Regions from separate parts of the Homo sapiens genome. Here region 1 is linked to region 2. A link is a loop called in an ENCODE intact Hi-C map of the cell type or tissue named here. Cell type or tissue: dorsolateral prefrontal cortex. All regions are shown on one strand. Each heading gives the region's core, and the rest is flanking DNA. Links, peaks and the distances in the headings are about the cores only. Region 1 overlaps DLG1 (discs large MAGUK scaffold protein 1). Region 2 overlaps DLG1 (discs large MAGUK scaffold protein 1).

Region 1 (8,349 bases), core at 131-8,130, 50 kb before region 2:
TTTTCCATTCTAGCAAAAGCTAATAACAGAAAATTATAGTGATTCCTGACCATGCTTTCTAAAGACACAGGTAGGTAACACATGGCAGCTGTAGCTTACAAAGACATAAGACACTTGAATTATTCCAATCATTACCAAAACACAGAGGAAGCAATATTTAACTTTCTTGAGGCTTCAACTATGATAAAGTTACAAAGCACTTCAAAAGTAGCTGTATTATTTAATTATCAAGCATTAATCTCTTTTTTATTAAATTAGAGCATATCTTCTATGGAGGGAAGCAGCATACTACGCACTGGAGTACAAAAATGCAGGAATTATTAGTTCAAATTACTATAGTGGCCAGATAGGTAACATAAAGGAATAAAGTGAACTGGATGAAAGACAACAGGAAATGACTGAAACGATAGTATTTTAGAGATGCAGTGTATCTATTGATATTACAGGTTTGCAGTATCCAACAGCAATTGTTTCCTATCCAGTTCATATATAAGATGCTCGTTTGTATTTGAGCCAAAGGACTTTCTACCAATGGCTCTTAACTTTGAAAGTCCAAAGTCTTTCCTGGGTGGTCAGTAAGAATATGGGATTTTCAAGTGAATTGGTATGTAGCCCTCAATCAATAGATACCCACGTGAACCTCTACAATCACTAGCCTGTTAAAAATCCAGAGTTTACTGATTTTTGACTCTTAAATTCTTTTGCTGCATTTTCATATTTAGATGAAACAAAAAAAACAACTAGACAAGAAATCCAGTCAAATGCCCAAACCAGAAAATATACATTTTCCCTGACACATCCAGACTATCCCTTTAGTCAATGCATCCTTTCTGGGGCAGTTAATCTCACATGTACCACATACTCTCAGACAACAGAGACTAAAAATTAATGTTCCTATGAAAGAAATGACGGCCTCAAAGAAGGATCAGATAAAACAGTACTATTTCTTATACCCCAAATCTTATGTAAAAAGGTCCCCCAGAGAAGCACAAGAGTGCCTAATTCATTTTTCTTATATATTAAGATGAATGATTCAACACTATAAGATTTTATAGAAAAGCAAGTAGAAGAGCTTGAAGTGAGAATGGGAAAAGACTGGTGTCCAAATCAGAAGTAGCAAGGCCATGCAGCTAAAGAGAATATAAGTTAAAAGCGAGAAAATATATACTGTAAAAAACAGGAACATTTTAATGTCGGCAGAGAAACTGTATTCTCTGTTAGATTCAACAGACTTCTTTTTTTTCCTACTTTTATTCCTGAGTATCATATTTTGACTACCTTATTTTGGTTATAAACATTGTGGCTCTTTATCTTCTATAGTTCATGTATAACTTCTATGATCTTCCCTATTTCTTTTACTATTCTTGCTAAAAATATTTTTCTAACTAGTACAAAAATTGTTTTCCAATTTTGACATCTGCTCACTTGCAAGGCTGCCTCTGTGAGAAACATCCCCTCCATCAATGCTTGACAATCACCACAAAAAAAAAAAAAAAAAAAAATCAAATGTTATCTAGTCCTCTTAGGTAACAAGAGAAAGAAAATCTGAACATTCTTGTGTCTGCTAAGGAAAATGCATTCAGAACTAAAATCCTTCCCAAGAAAACTCCAGGGCCAGACAGATAGATAGCTTCATTGGAAAATTCAACAAAACATCTAGAGATGAAATAACATTCTGAAACATTACAAGACAGAAAAATTTCAGGACACTATCGTTAAGTTCATGCTTGTGAACACAGATGTAAACCTAAACAAAATATAAGCAGTTCAAAATCAATGATATATAATATATATTATAAGGATGTGGGTTTTTTCCCCCCACAAATGAATGGTTTAGCGTTAGAAAATCAATGTAATTTATCACGTTAACAAAATAAAAGAGAAAAATCATCTCCATAAATAATTGGATAAAATTCAATACTTACAGGATAAAAACTCCCCATAAACCAGGAATAAAGATTAACTTTCTTAATACAAAAAGGGTATCTACAGAAGACCTGCTGGTAACACCATATACAATGGTGAAATACTGTGTCCCCCAGTTTGTGAACATGACAGTGATATTTATTATCACCATTTCTGTTCAACACTGAACTGGAGGTCTTACCAATGCATCAGACAAGAAAAAAGAAAATGAACAGTATAAAGATAGGAAAGAAGGAAGTAAAATTCATTGTTCACAGATGACATGGTTATATACGTAGACGATCTGAAAGACCTATAAAACCTAACATTAACAAATTTAGCAAGATTGTTGACTAAGCAATTAATATACAAAACAGATATTTCCTATATATCAGTTAAAATTAGAAACATTTACAAAGTAGTACATTTATAATAGCATGAAAAACATCAAATAGCCAGGACTAAATCTAACATATAAAACCTCTACTATACAACACTGCAGAGAGAATGTAAGAAGGACTTCAATAAAAGAAGAGATATTCATATTAATGGACTGATTAAGAAACTCAATTTAATTCTTCCTAAACCGATCTGTAATGTTTTTGATCCTAAAATTAAAAAGGAAATTCAAAGACCCAACATAATCTTGAACAGTAACAAAATTAAGATTTACTTTACATCAATATTTATTATAAAATTATGATAATTAAGAGACTGCAGGTGGTACAAAGACAAATAGTTCAATGAAACAGAAGAGCCTAGAAATAGGTTCATATATATGTGGTCACTTAAAAGAAAAGCACCAATGCAATTCAGTGGCAGAAATGGTCTTTCAATAAATGATGCTAGATCAATTATATATCTGCATATTAAAAAATCTCTCATTACATGCAAAAATTAGATCAAAATGGATCGGACCTAAATGTGAAAGGCAAAATAATAAAGCTCCTACAAGTCCCTTATGACCTAAGGATAGGAAAAATTTCAACAGGTCACTAAAAGCACTACCTTAATAGAAAAGACTGATAAGGAATTAAAAAATTTTATCCATCAAAAAGTACCATTGTTTTGAGGGAAAACATAAACTCAGTGAAGACATCTGCAACAGATGTAACTGATTAGAGTTATTTCTCAAATACATAAAACTTCCTTTAAATCAATAATAAAACCAATGGAAAAATGTAAAAAGATTTGAACAGACATTGCATTGAACAAGAGTCAAAGCAATAAGCACAGGCAAAAATGCTGAAAATAATTAATCATCAGGAACAACCAGCAATAAATGAATAAATAATAATCATTAAAATCATGAGATAACTTTATACATATACATACTATTCATAATTAAAAAGATGGATAATACCAAGGGTTGGTGAGGATGTAGAAAAACTGGGGTCTTAATTGCCTCCTATACTGTTGAAATTGTTCAGCAGTATCCGCTGGAGACTAAACATATGCCTACCCTGTAACACAGCAACCTCACTCCATGAGAAATGACTGCTTATGTCTGACAAGGATGTGCAAAAACATCCACAGCAGCTACACTCATAAAAGATCAGAACTGTAAGTGACTCAACAGTAAAATGAAAAAAATTGTTGTACACTTATACAATGGAATAATACATAGCAGTTTTAAAAAGCCATGTGACTGATCATTAAGCTAAATTCTTAAAATTGGTACCCTTACTGAATATATGTTTTAATTCAATTAAAAATTAAATAAAGAGGTCAGGTGCAGTGGCTCCTATCTGCAATCCCAACACTTTGGGGGCACTGAGGCAGGATCACTTGAGGTTAGGAGCTTAGGCAACATAGTGAGACCCCATCTCTACAAAACAATTTTAAAAATTAGCTGGGCATGCTATCCTAGACACTTGGAAGGCTGATGTGGGAGGATGGCCTGAGCCCAGGAATTCAAGGCTACAAGGAACTATCATCGTGTCACTCCACTGCAGCCTGAGCAGCTGAGTGAGATCCTGTCTCAGGTAAAAGAATCTTTTTATAGACTTTCCCCATTTCTTTACTGGGTATGTTTTTTTATTTTTCTTACAGAGTCTTGCTTTGTCGCCCAGGCTGGACTACAGTGGCGCGATCTCAGCTCACTGCAAACTCCGCCTCCTGGGTTCAAGCAATTCTCCTGCCTTAGCCTCCCGAGTAGTGGGGACTGCAGGCACTTGCCACCATGCCCGGGTAATTTTTTGTAGTTTTAGTAGAGATGGGGTTTCACTGGGTTAGCCAGGATGGTCTTGATCTGCTGACCTCATGCTCCGCCCGCCTCGGCCTCACAAAGTGCTGGGATTACAGGCGTGAGCCACCGTGCCTGGTCTCTTTTTTAAGAGATGGGTCTCATTATGTTGCCCAGGCTGGAGTGCAGTGGCCAGACACAGGTGCAATAATAGTGCACTATAACCCCCAAACTCCTGGGTTCAAACAACCCTCCTGCCTCAGCCTGCCAAATAATTGGGACCACAGGCACGCACCATTGTGCCTGGCTTTTTTCCTTTTTGATGTGAAGAAGTCTTAACATGGTAGGAAAATCAGCTCTCGGTGATATTAAGCAGAGAAAAGGAGCAGTGTTAGAGAGGTATCTTAAGACTGTAGGACGATCCCTCCTATTTCCTTCAGATAAGGAGTATGTAAACATGTTCGTGTGCTGATGGTAATGATCCAGTAGACAGAGGATTTGATTATGCAAGAGAGAGAAGGGACAGCTGCAAGAACAAGATTCTCTGCAGACAACAAACAATGACATTCAGTATACAAATGGAAGACCTGGTTTTCAACAGGAACAATGACAGTGACTCCCATTAAAACACAAGTGAAAGTCGAGTTTCGGGGTAAAAATATAATTACATAGGTATATCTGAAAGTGGAAAAATAAGGAAATTCTCTTCTGGGTGCTTATATGAAATATGAAGTGAGATCATCATTCATGAATAGTAGATGGCAAGTGAAGGTTTGAGGGGAGAGAAAAATTCTTTAGAGTGGGAGAGTGAATTAGGGAAATGTAGTAGGACTGCAGGCAAGAGTAAGGCACTATCTATGATTTATGGCCATACGTAAAAAGCAGAATTTTGTGCTTTTCTCCATGGTTCTGCTTTTTAGGAACCATAAATGAAATAGCAGAGTTTGCCTGCACCAGTGTTGGGGGATTCTGCTGCGAAGAAGAAGGGGGCAAAGGACTTGAAGATGTGCAATGAAGTGAACATGAGAAACCATGGAATCTAAGCTAATACAAATAGAAAAATTGAGACAAGGGGCAACAAAATAATAATGTCAAATGACTGAAGGTCAAAATGAGATGGAATTGCTAGAATAGAGGTGAATGAACTGAGGGTTGTAGTCACACAATGGGATGATCAAACTGGTATTTTAGAGGTGATGAAAGTTAATAATTATAGATAACAAAATCTAAAGTATTATCTTAGAAGCAAGTAACTGAGTTGAAGTGGAGGGCAGGATAGTCAGAAAGAGATGAAGAAACCAAAAAGTCAGGGTGTTGGATGAATCATTAGTGTGGTTTTTGGACATGACCAGGAATGACAGCATGAGTAACAGTGGCAAAACGACAATGGGCCTTCGCACTAAAGTCTTCAGTGACTACAGCCAGACTGATGAAGAGAACACCAGATCACCACAGCCAGGGATAGAGAGTAAGCTGAATAGCCTGACAGCAGGGTGACTGTGCAGGCTTCAGAAGAACTGACAAGTAAAACTCACTTATGTAAAAAAAATTTAAACACAAGTGCTTTTCAAAAAACACAAACAGATTGTTTATGAATTGCATATGCAGAAGTGTACAACGAAACCCACATCTACAGTTGCCTAAGAAGGGAAGGGACTGGAAGCAAAATATTATGATCAAGTTGAAACTGCAAGGTGAATGTCAGCTTTTTCATAATGCTTTATTAGTTCAATAACAGATGGGGGAAAAAGTAACATAATCAGCTGGGCTCGGTGGCTCATGCCTATAATCCCAGCGCTTTGGGAGGCCGAAGTGGGTGGATCATCTGAGGTCGGGAGTTCGAGACCAGCCTGACCAAACATGGAGAAACCCCGTCTCTACTAAAAATACAAAATTAGCAGGGCGTGGTGGCGCATGCCTGTAATCCCAGCTACTGAGGCAAGAGAATGGCTTGAATCTGGGAGGCAGAGGTTGTGGTGATCCGAGATCACGCCACTGCACTCCAGCCTGGGCAACAAGAGCGAAACTCCATCTTAAAAAAAAAAAACAACATAATCATAATCAGGGCACTAATACTCAATTCGTGGAACAACTGTCACAATGTGCACATGGTTATTAGATAGGCAGCATTTAAAATAAGATACTTGAATTGATGAATAAAATGGCTCATTATTTAAAAAATACACAAAGCCTTTATATAAAGTTTATGTGCTAGAGGAAGTATATGTAAGAATTTCAAATAAGTAGCAAGGTTCTTTTCTTTGACACAAAAGAAGTATAAGACACCATCCCTGTACATCAGACAGGTTAAATACTATTAAGGAAATAATTCAATTATACTTGAGCAATTAATAAATCAATGAGCAGATAATGAAGATACATTACTGGAGGGCAGTATGTAGATTTCAAAATGTCATGTTTTTAACTGATAATGATTAGTAATATAATGAATCTTGACAGTTCTAAAATTGGAAGCACTGTTACTTTAAAAATCACCAATATTTCTAAAATTCTACAATTTAAAAAAGGAGCACTCAAAAGCAGGTTATACCCAGTACGTTTAAGATCTTTATTATTTACGGGTTCTTCAAACATTAACTCAATGCAAAGAACAAATACAGATTTCATTTTTCCACCAATACAAACACATTAAAAAATATACTTAAATCTCTTCTCAGCTTATATATTTAAAAAACTGAATATAAAATGGCCAGGTGCGGTGGCTCACGCCTGTAATCCCAGCACTTTGAGAGGCCGAGGCAGGTGGATCACCTGAGGCCAGGAGTTTGAGACCAGCCTGGCCAACATGGCGAAACCCCGTCTCTACTAAAAATACAAAAGTTAGCCAGTCATGGTGTCGCAAGCCTGTAATCCCTGCTACTAGGGGGGCTGAGGCAGGAGGATCGCTTGAACCTGGGAGGCGGAGGTTGCAGTGAGCTGAGATTGCACCACTGCACTCCAGCCTGGGCAACAGAGCGAGATTCTGTCTCCAAAAAAAAAAAAAAAAAAAAAAAAAAAAAAAAAAATATATATATATATATATATATATATATATATATATATAAAGTAAGAAACCTAAAAATACGTAAGTACTTTAAGAACAATTTAATCAACTGCAACACAACTGAACTGCATACAAATATAAGCACTAGAACCTGAAAGTACAAAGATAAATAGTATCTCTCCTCATGTACCTAAGAGCAAAGAAAATCCCTTTAATTTTAGATATATTGTAAATCAGTGTTTCTCAAAGTGCAGGCCATGAACTAGCAGCACCAGAAACCTCAGAATTACAGACATACCTCAGAGATATTACAGTTCCATACCACAGCAATAAAGCGAATATTGCAATAAAGCCTGTCATTATAAATTTTTTGGTTTCCCAGTGCATGTACAAGTTATGTTTACACTATATTAAGTAAGGAATAGCATTATGTCTAAAAATACAATGTACAGGCCTTAATTTAAAAATACTTTATTGCTAAAAAAAAACCGCTAGCAATCATCTCAGCCTTCAGCAAGTTATAATGTTTTTGCTGGTGGAGCATCTTGCCTTAATAATGATAGCCTTGATACTGAGGGTGGTAGTTGCTGAAGGGTGGGGTGCCTGTGTTAATTTCTTAAAATAAGACAAAAATGCAGTTGGCCATATCCACTGACTCGTTCTTTTACAAAAGATTTCCCTGAAGCATGTGATGCTGGTTTGTTAGCATTTTACCCACAGTAGAACTTCTTTCAAAACTGAAGTGAATTCTCTTAAACCCTACTGCTGCTTTATCAACTAAGTTTATGTAATATCCCAAAATCCTTTGTTGCCGTTTCGATAATGTTCACATCATCTTCACCTACCAGGATTAGATTCCATCTCAAGAAACCACTTTCTTTGATTATCTATAAGAAGCAACTCCTTAGTTGTTAAAGTTTTATCATGAGGTTGCAGCAATTCAGTCACATCTTCAGGCTCCACTTCTAATTCTAGTTCTCTTATTATTTCTACCAATTTGCAGTAACTTCTGCCACTAAAGTTTTGACCTGTTCCAAGTCATCCAAGAGGGCTGGAATCAACATCTTTGAAACTCCTGTTAATGCTGATATTGTGACCTCCTCCCATGAATCATGAATGTCCTTAAAGGCATCTAGACTGGTGAATCCTTTGCAGAAGGTTTTCAATTTACTTTGCCCAGATCCATCAGCGGAATCACTACCTATGACAGCTATAGCTTTATAAAATGTATTTCTTAAATAGTAAGACTTGAAAG
Region 2 (8,349 bases), core at 263-8,262:
GTATTTGATTTTTTGTTCCTGCATTAGTTTGCTAACGATGACGCCCTCCAGCTCCACCCATGTTTCTGCAAAGGACAAGATCTCATTCATTTTTATTGTTGCATAGTATTCCGTGGTGTGTATGTGCCACATTTTCTTTATCCAGTCTACCATTGATGGGCATTTAGGTTGACTGCATGTCTTTGCTACTGTGAATAGTGCTGCAATGAACCTAAGCGTTCATGTCTTTATAACAGAACAATTTATATTCCTTTGAGTATACACCCAGTAATAGGATTGCTGGGTTGAATTGTATTTCTGTTTTTAGGTCTCTGAGGAACCACCACATTGTCTTCCATAATGGTTGAACTAATTTACACTCTCATCAACAGTGTATAAGTGTTCCTTTTTCTCCACAAACTTGCCAGCATCTCTTGTTTTGATTTTTTTTAAAGTAGCCATTCTGAATGGTGTGAGATGGTATCTCGTGGCTTTGATTTGCATTTCTCTAATGATCAGTGACGCTAAGCTCTTTTTCATGACTGTTGGCCACTTTTGAACAGTGTCTGTTTACGTCCTTTACTCTCTTTTAATAGGACTGTTTTTCTCTTGTAAATTTCTTGAAGTTCCTTATAGACGCCGGATATTAGACCTTTTTCAGATGCACAGTTTGCAAAAATTTTCTTCCATTCTGTAGGTTATCTGTTCACTCTGTTGACAGCTTCCTTTGCTGTGCAGAAGCTCTTTAATTAGATCCCACTTGTCAATGTTTGCTTTTGTTGCAATTGCATGGTGTCTTCATGATGAACCCTTTGCCTGTTCCTATATCCAGAATGGTACTGCCTAGGTTGTCTTCTTAGGTTGTCTTATAGCTTTGGGTTTCACATTTAAGTCTTTAATCTATCTTGAGTTAATTTTTGTATGCACACTTCCATATTTTTAGAGAAAATGAGATATATGAATTAGCAAATCTTTTGGTACCAATATCTTAGATGGCAAGGAAAAGTATCAACTGTCGTGTCACTGTGGGTTAGTAAGGATCTTATTTTGGTTTTGTATGGCATAATTAATATTCCTAATCTAAGTTCTTTGGTTCTTTGTTTAAAGATGTATTATGCTGTAATGTGGCATGTTTCTCTGATTAAATGTCAAAGAAGCTATTTAAAAGTAAGAGAGAAACTAAAAAAAACTGCAAGCCTTTTGAATGTTTATAGAAGGATAAAATATAGCACAGTAGATTTATAAAAACTCTGCTTAGGAATCACTGTACTCAACGGGGGCCCAGTACCTTCAGAAAAAGCTGATTTTTATGGTTTAAATCTGTTTTTTTATTCAAATGTCCTTTGGTCCTGTCACTGCAAACAGGTATCTTTCACATAAGCCGGTATAGTAAAAAACCAACAATATGTTATTTGAACCAGCTTCATATGACTTCCATGTCATAACTATCTCACAAGCAAACAATTATAAAACTAAACACATTTTTAAACAAATCACTAAGGGTATTAAAATCATTAAATTTAAAACAAAACAAGGTAAATAGGAAAACAGATCTAGCAATTAATTCCATTACAGAAACATGAGTACAAGTGTGTTAGTTCACACAGACAGATCATCTAGTTCATGAATCTATCTCTACCTGTGAGACTCACAATATTCAGTTAAGGTTTCTCATCCCTCCATTATGAAAAGACAGTATTCTATCAGCATTCAGATGACAATCTTGTCCTAGTAAAGGATGAGCCAAACACGAAACATTTCAAAGTAAACAGACACTAAAACTTCAATATATGGTTACATAATTGACAAATGGGGATAAAATTACCAAATGCAATAATGTGCTTTTTTACCTGATTTTTATCAGAATGTGGCTAGAGAAATAAGCAAAACCACAGACTTCATGACTAATAACCTAAAATGGGCCCTTAATGCTTCCCAGTAATCAGATTTGCCTTGTATTATTCACCCTCTACAAGTCTGTAAGGATTCAGGTCCCTGTTATCACTCTCTCAAGTTGCCTTCTTCTATTTCCCCCACACAAATACACACATTTTCTATTGTTTCTTTCCTTTATTTTTCCTCCAGAATACCATATACACTCATACGTCACATATCAACATTTTGGTTAATGATGGTCCACATGTATAAAATTATAATGGAGCTGAAAAATTTCTACTGCCTAGTGATGTCATAGCCATTGTAATGCTGCAGTATAATGTATTACATTTGTGGTGACGCTGGCGTAAACAAATATACCTCACTGCCAGTTGTACAGAAGTATAATACATATAATTATGTACGGTATATAATACTTCAGAATGATAATTAACAACTATTTTACTGGTTTGTATATTTATTATACTATACTTTTTATCTTCTGTATAATTATATACAAAAATAAATATACACCGTATTCCCATTAACTGACATGTGACTGCATTTTGGATAATTATATTTATTATCTGTCTTCTTCTACTTAGAGCAGATTTCTGTTCTGTTCACTCCTATATGCCCAGTGCCTAGAAAAGTGCACACAGGAAGTATTTAATATATATTTGTTGAATGAATAAAACCATGCGACTGTCAAAAGAAATCAACTTAATCAGCACTCTAAAATGACTTGGGCAATAGATTGGGTAGGTACAGTCTTCCTTCCCCTACCCACTTTCATGCAATATACATAGTAGACATTGCTAAAAGGTTATTTCTGTGTTTCTGGGCAGCCACCACCAATCAGAAGGTGTTCAAGATGTTTTACAGTTTGATAACCTTAGAACAGAAGTTTCAAAATGTAAAAAATTGCCAGTTTCATGTTGTTCTCTATCTAGCAATAATGAATTGCCTAATAATGTCCCATTTGAAAATAAACATGTCTTGGTCAAGCATATTTGCTTAAAATATTTTCATCGCTTTTCTATTCAAACTGCATTAGGAAGTACAACTTCTTACTGAGGGCTCATATTTAAAATCCATGGTGCCCTTCCTCTGAGGTTCCACTAATTTCAGCTTGGGTCCTTTGTTCCCCTACAGGTAGCTACTTCTGTAAGTTAGTCTCGATTTTACCTTGGCATTCTCATTTTGCCTTTCCAGTTCTCCAATACTCATCTAACCAATCCCATGTAGTGTATTTTTATTGTTAGTTGCTGTGGTTTCTGTTTCCCTGGCTGCACCCTATTAAAGTTACCAACCCTCTAGCTAAAACATGGTTGCTTCTCCGTATCTCTAGATTCCTCATTTAAAGGTCAGAATATTTTGTTGAAATGAAAATGATGGTGGTGGCGGTGGTAGTGGTGGATAAAAGGGTAGTTGATAAAGATGATGATGACCTCACTGATGTAATTAATGTATTATAATAAGTGCTTTGCACATATTGTCTCATTTAATTCTCATTAAATTTTGAAAAAGATAACACTTTCATCCCCATTTTCTACAGATGAGGAGACAGACTCCGCATGGAGGTAATTTGCCCAAGGTGGCACAGGCGATATGGCAGAATATAAATTTAAATCCAGGTCATCATCCTCTAAAGATGGTACACTTACCCAGTACTCTTTACTTATCTCTTTAAAATAGTTCAAAAAGAGATTTTGTCTTTATTGTTACCACTACATTTTACTGCAAAGACAATATATATTACCTGTAAAAAGAAATACATACTGCATCAATCCTTAGATCAGGGGTTAGCAAACATTTTTGGAAATGACAAAAAAAGAAGCGTTATGGACCATGCAGTAATTGTTGCAACTATCCAACACTGCTATTGTAGTTCAAAAGTAGTCATACACAATACACAAATAGGCATGGCTGTGTTCCAATAAAACTTTATTTACAAGCCAGGCATGGTGGCTCATGCCTGTAATAATCCCAACACTTTGGGAGGCCGAGGCAGGCAGATCACATGAGGGCAGTAGTTCAAGACCAGCCTGGCCAACATGGCGAAACCCAGTCAGTCAGGTATGGTGGTGCACATCTGTAATCCCAGCTACTTAGGAGGCTGGGGCATAAGAATCACTTGAACCCGGGAGGTGGAAATTGCAGTGGGCTGAGATCGCGCCACTGCACTCCAGCCTGGGCGACACAGTGAGACTCTGTCTCAAAAACAAAACAAAACATTTATTTACAAAAACAGGTGGCAGGCTACATTTGGCCTACAGATTGTAGCTTGCTGACTCCTGCTTTAGCTGCTTTTAAAAAAGGAGAAAGAAAAGGCTAAATAAGTCAATGAAGAAAATAGAAAATGGCTTTAAGACACCTAAGTTAACTTTTACTAACTATAAATGGTTTAATTCTGTTGCAATTCTTAGTCTACAATAAAAATAAGCCAATTCTCTCTCCCCAAAAACCATGGAAGCGACAATTTAAAAAACAAGGAAACAAGATATACATATGGAAATTTCAAGTTTCACCTACAGTTCTTTAAAATATCTTTAATTAAAAAGTCTATATAATAAAGCTGTGCTCTTACAACTGAAAAAATTTTGCCTCTATACTGAATATAGCCTTCCAGTTTGGAAAAAAAGTGATTAAAATGATATGATTTTTATTCTCTTTTCTTTGTTCTCCCTTCAAAATCCTGCTATGGTACTTAGTTTGGCTAAAGCAATTAATTCTTAATATTGATATGCATCTTGTTTGTTTTCTTTCTATCTTACAAAATACTTTCCAACTGATTTCTTTCCAAATTTATAACCCTTTGATACATCAGATCATCCTACCAAGATTAGTCAGATTTATATACAGATAAATGAGGGTGGGATCTGTTTTAATTTAAATGCCAGTTTATTGCTCTTGAACGTGGCTGTTAAAAAAAAATTAACAAATAATTAAACACCAGGTTATAATCCCCAATTCTTTTTCTCAGAACAACAAAACAACACAAATTGTAAAGCAATCATTTGGTTCCACTCTGTCACAGCTGTAACTTCTTCACATTTCAAAGCTGCTCCAGTCAAGAAGTCAGAGTTTTGATTTCACAGATACTGAAAATACTGTTCAGAAATGCTACCAAATTGGGGCTTAAAGGAAAAAGAATGAATAGGAAGTGCTCCTGTTACGAAGTGAGGAGGGAAAATCTTTTAAATAAATGCCTGGAGGGGCAAGTTGCGTGTATAGGCTTCTATAAAATTCCACTGCTCCCAGGTGGCACTGCCAGTTGGTTTGTATTTGCATACGCCTGTTAAAATTACCACATCAGTTGGTTTAAAGTTTTCTTTAAAAGGTGGTAACTGTAGGCTACTGTTCTCTACATAGTCTGAACAACTATTTTTACCTTTATCAAAATTCTAAACTTTGCTATAAAAATGGAGGGCTGGAAATGTTATCTAAATAATAGTGCCAGGAAGTACAAGGAATAATTTAAGAAAATTTATTTAAAGAGACTGATACTAAGTAAAATTTTCATGATAAAAATTTAAGTTCTTCAGATATGTAAGAGTATAAATGCTTCACAATTTTTTCACAGAAGGATCTGAATTACTTCTGAAATTCACAACTTTACAAAATCTGGTAACATAGACTTGCTAGTTTTTAAGCCATAGTGTTACATAAAAATGGCTTGGGAAATTTACAGTGATCCAACAATATTTAGAAGTTCCAAACTTCCACTTCGTCAACAGCAGATTAAATAAAAATTAACACCTGTATAACATCTGTTTATTCATTCAACAAATATTTATCAAGTGCATTCTCCATGCGAGGCTCTGGGGATACCAAGGGAAAAAACCACACACCCTGTAGCATCAGCTCTTGTGAAACTTACAGTTTAGTGGCTGACATTAAACAAAATCATTATCCAAATGACTACTGAATTAGAGTCGTGATAAGAGGTATGAAGTACAATTCTCATGCAAACAAACATTACTTGAAAATACAGGAGAAAAATGTTGCTCAGGCTGACTTGCCCTGATCCCATAAGCATGGTTCAGTCACTTTTCAGCACTGTTATTAACACATTATTTTAAAGGTTAACTTTAAAACTTCTCTGAATATATTTAGAATATATAAATTATAGCCTGTGAAACTTCTTTTTGCCTATCTATCCTTGACAGAAACGCCATCTAAACAATCAAGACACTATACAGAAGCTACAAAGAAGAATAAAACACATTTCCTAACTATAAAGACCTTATATCATAAATTTCAAATGTCTTCAAGCTAAGCCAATCTAATCTACATTAAGACACCAATTTTATAGTTTTTAATAGACTTTATATATTTTTTTAGAGCAGTTTTAGTTCCCATATGCCCCCTGCTCACACACATAAACTATCCATAATCAACACCCCTGCATTTCTAATGTACATTTGTTACAATCAATGAGCCCACACTGCCACATCACAAAGTCCATAATTTACATGAGAGTTGACTGTGGGGGCTGGATATTCCATGGGTTTTGACATGTGTTTAATGACGTTTCCGCCATTATAGTATCATACAGAATGGCTTTACTGTCCTAAAAATCCTCTGTGCTCTATTATTTATCCCTCTCACCTAACCCCTGGCAACCACTGATCTTTTTATTGTTTCCATAGTTTTGCCTTTTCCAGAACGTCATCTAGTTGGAAACAAGGGTGTGTATCCTTTTCAGGTTGGCTTCTTTCACCTGGTAATATTCATTTAAGGTTCCTCCATGTCTTTTCATGGCTTGATAGCTCATTTCTTTTAGTGCTGGGTGATATTCCATTGTCTGAATGCACCACACTTTATCCATGCACACACTGAGGAATATGTTGGTTGCTTCTAGGTTTTGGCAATTATGAACACAGCTGTTATAAACATCTCTGTACAGGTTTTTGGGTGGATGTAAGCTTTCAATTCATTTGGGCAAATACCAAGGAGTACAACTGCTGGATCGTATGGTCAATTTTGTAATTTAAAAAAGCTTATATAACCATTGTAACCAACTACTTTTGGTTTAATCTTCATCTCTATGCTTTTCTAGAGTGTCCTATTGAACAAATGATATAAATTTTATTTTTATTTTTTATATTATTTTTTATTTATTTTTATTTATTGTACAAATGATAAAAATGTGTTGAAACAGTGTTTAAGAACCAATTTTTGAGTCAGTACATGTAGGTGCACTGTAAAAGTTTCCAGAAAAACAGAAACATAAAATAGATCCTACAATATTTTTTGTGTCAAAGGGGGAACAATTGATTTCCAAGTCTGAGTCATCATATTAATTTCGCAAAGTTAGTAGCCTTTTGAGTAGAAAATTAAGAAACAAATGTGTCTGCCAAGGGTCAGCATCTCACAGCCAGTACAACAGCGTTTCCATCCAAACTGTGAATGTTTGGGGAGTCAATACCAAAGGAGACTATTTCCACCAATTTCTCTGGAAAATAACCTATCAATTAGAGTCAGTATTTTCAAAGCAGTTTAAGAAGATTGTCTACCTACCCTATACGTAGTCTACTTTTTAGTACAAAAGCACTACACTAATGAATATGAACAATTCCATTCCTTGGAGATGAAGAAAAAATATTTTATCAAAACACAATTATCATTACACATGAGACAAAATGAATGTGGTATGTACCGATAACACGGTTAGGTCAATCAATCTAGGATGGTCCAAGATGGAGATGTCTTGGTGTGAATTTCAGACCTGTTGCCTGGTGGGAATAGTCAGAAAATAAATGGTTATAACAGAGTGACCCCATATGCCTCTATTTACTTGGGAAGTCTGTATTTATGCCTGTTGTCTCACTTTAATTATTAATGATTCCCTCTTTTCATTAAAGTATCCTAGTTTGGTCTGAGTTATATAGTTATCCCAGTTTTGAGGAAATTGAATTCTCTTCTCTCCCTACCTCATTTCCTTGTGTGTATTTCTTCTCAGAGGGCAAGTAAGAATCATCAGTTAGAGAACTATTACAATGCTAAATAAAGTGTGATGCGCGCTTCACAGAAAGTCTAAGGGAAAAGACAGACAAACACACCTGCTTGGGCCCTCCTTAGCACAAGTTCGTATGTCCCTGTCTCTTCACTCATTCAACAAATATTTTCTGGTTATCTACAGTGTGCCAGCCACTGTCACAGAAACTGAGGATACAACAATAAACATAACAGAAAAATCCCACCCACATGGAGCTGACAGTCAAGTAAAAAGACAGTAAAAAATGTATAATAAAGAATCAGGTAAGAAGACAGAGTAATGTCTGGAGTGAAGGGGTGCTACCTTAGAGGAAGCAAAAAATATTAACGAGAGAAGTTAGATGTCTACTGCTGTAGTTCAGGCAACATATTATTGAATCAGTAGTTGCAGAAGTGTTGAAAAGTGGCCAAATCATAAATATATCTTGAATAAAAAGCCAACAGGATTTGGCATCAGACTGGATACGGAGCAAAGAAAAAAGGAATAAAAGA

The links. A loop is a pair of places that touch in the nucleus more often than their neighbours do. Peaks named below come from ENCODE experiments on the same cell type or tissue, not always from the same donor. Only the 100,000 strongest peaks of a DNase experiment are listed, where the experiment ranks them.
Region 1: it touches region 2 in a loop (1.8-fold over the local background); 2 of 110 quality-filtered maps call a loop at or near these places.

The regions. Positions count from the first base shown.
Region 1 is chr3:197,120,343-197,128,691 of GRCh38, forward strand. The region is part of intron 11 of DLG1 (discs large MAGUK scaffold protein 1); the gene reads right to left. Among named protein-coding and RNA genes, the nearest start is that of MELTF, 95 kb to the left of the region's middle. In dorsolateral prefrontal cortex, for the core only: no CTCF peak of the experiment used is centred there; no DNase peak of the experiment used is centred there; H3K27ac peaks cover 4,046 bases.
Region 2 is chr3:197,170,009-197,178,357 of GRCh38, forward strand. All of the region lies in intron 5 of DLG1 (discs large MAGUK scaffold protein 1), which reads right to left. Among named protein-coding and RNA genes, the nearest start is that of MIR4797, 120 kb to the right of the region's middle. In dorsolateral prefrontal cortex, for the core only: no CTCF peak of the experiment used is centred there; no DNase peak of the experiment used is centred there; H3K4me3 peaks cover 162 bases; H3K27ac peaks cover 3,799 bases.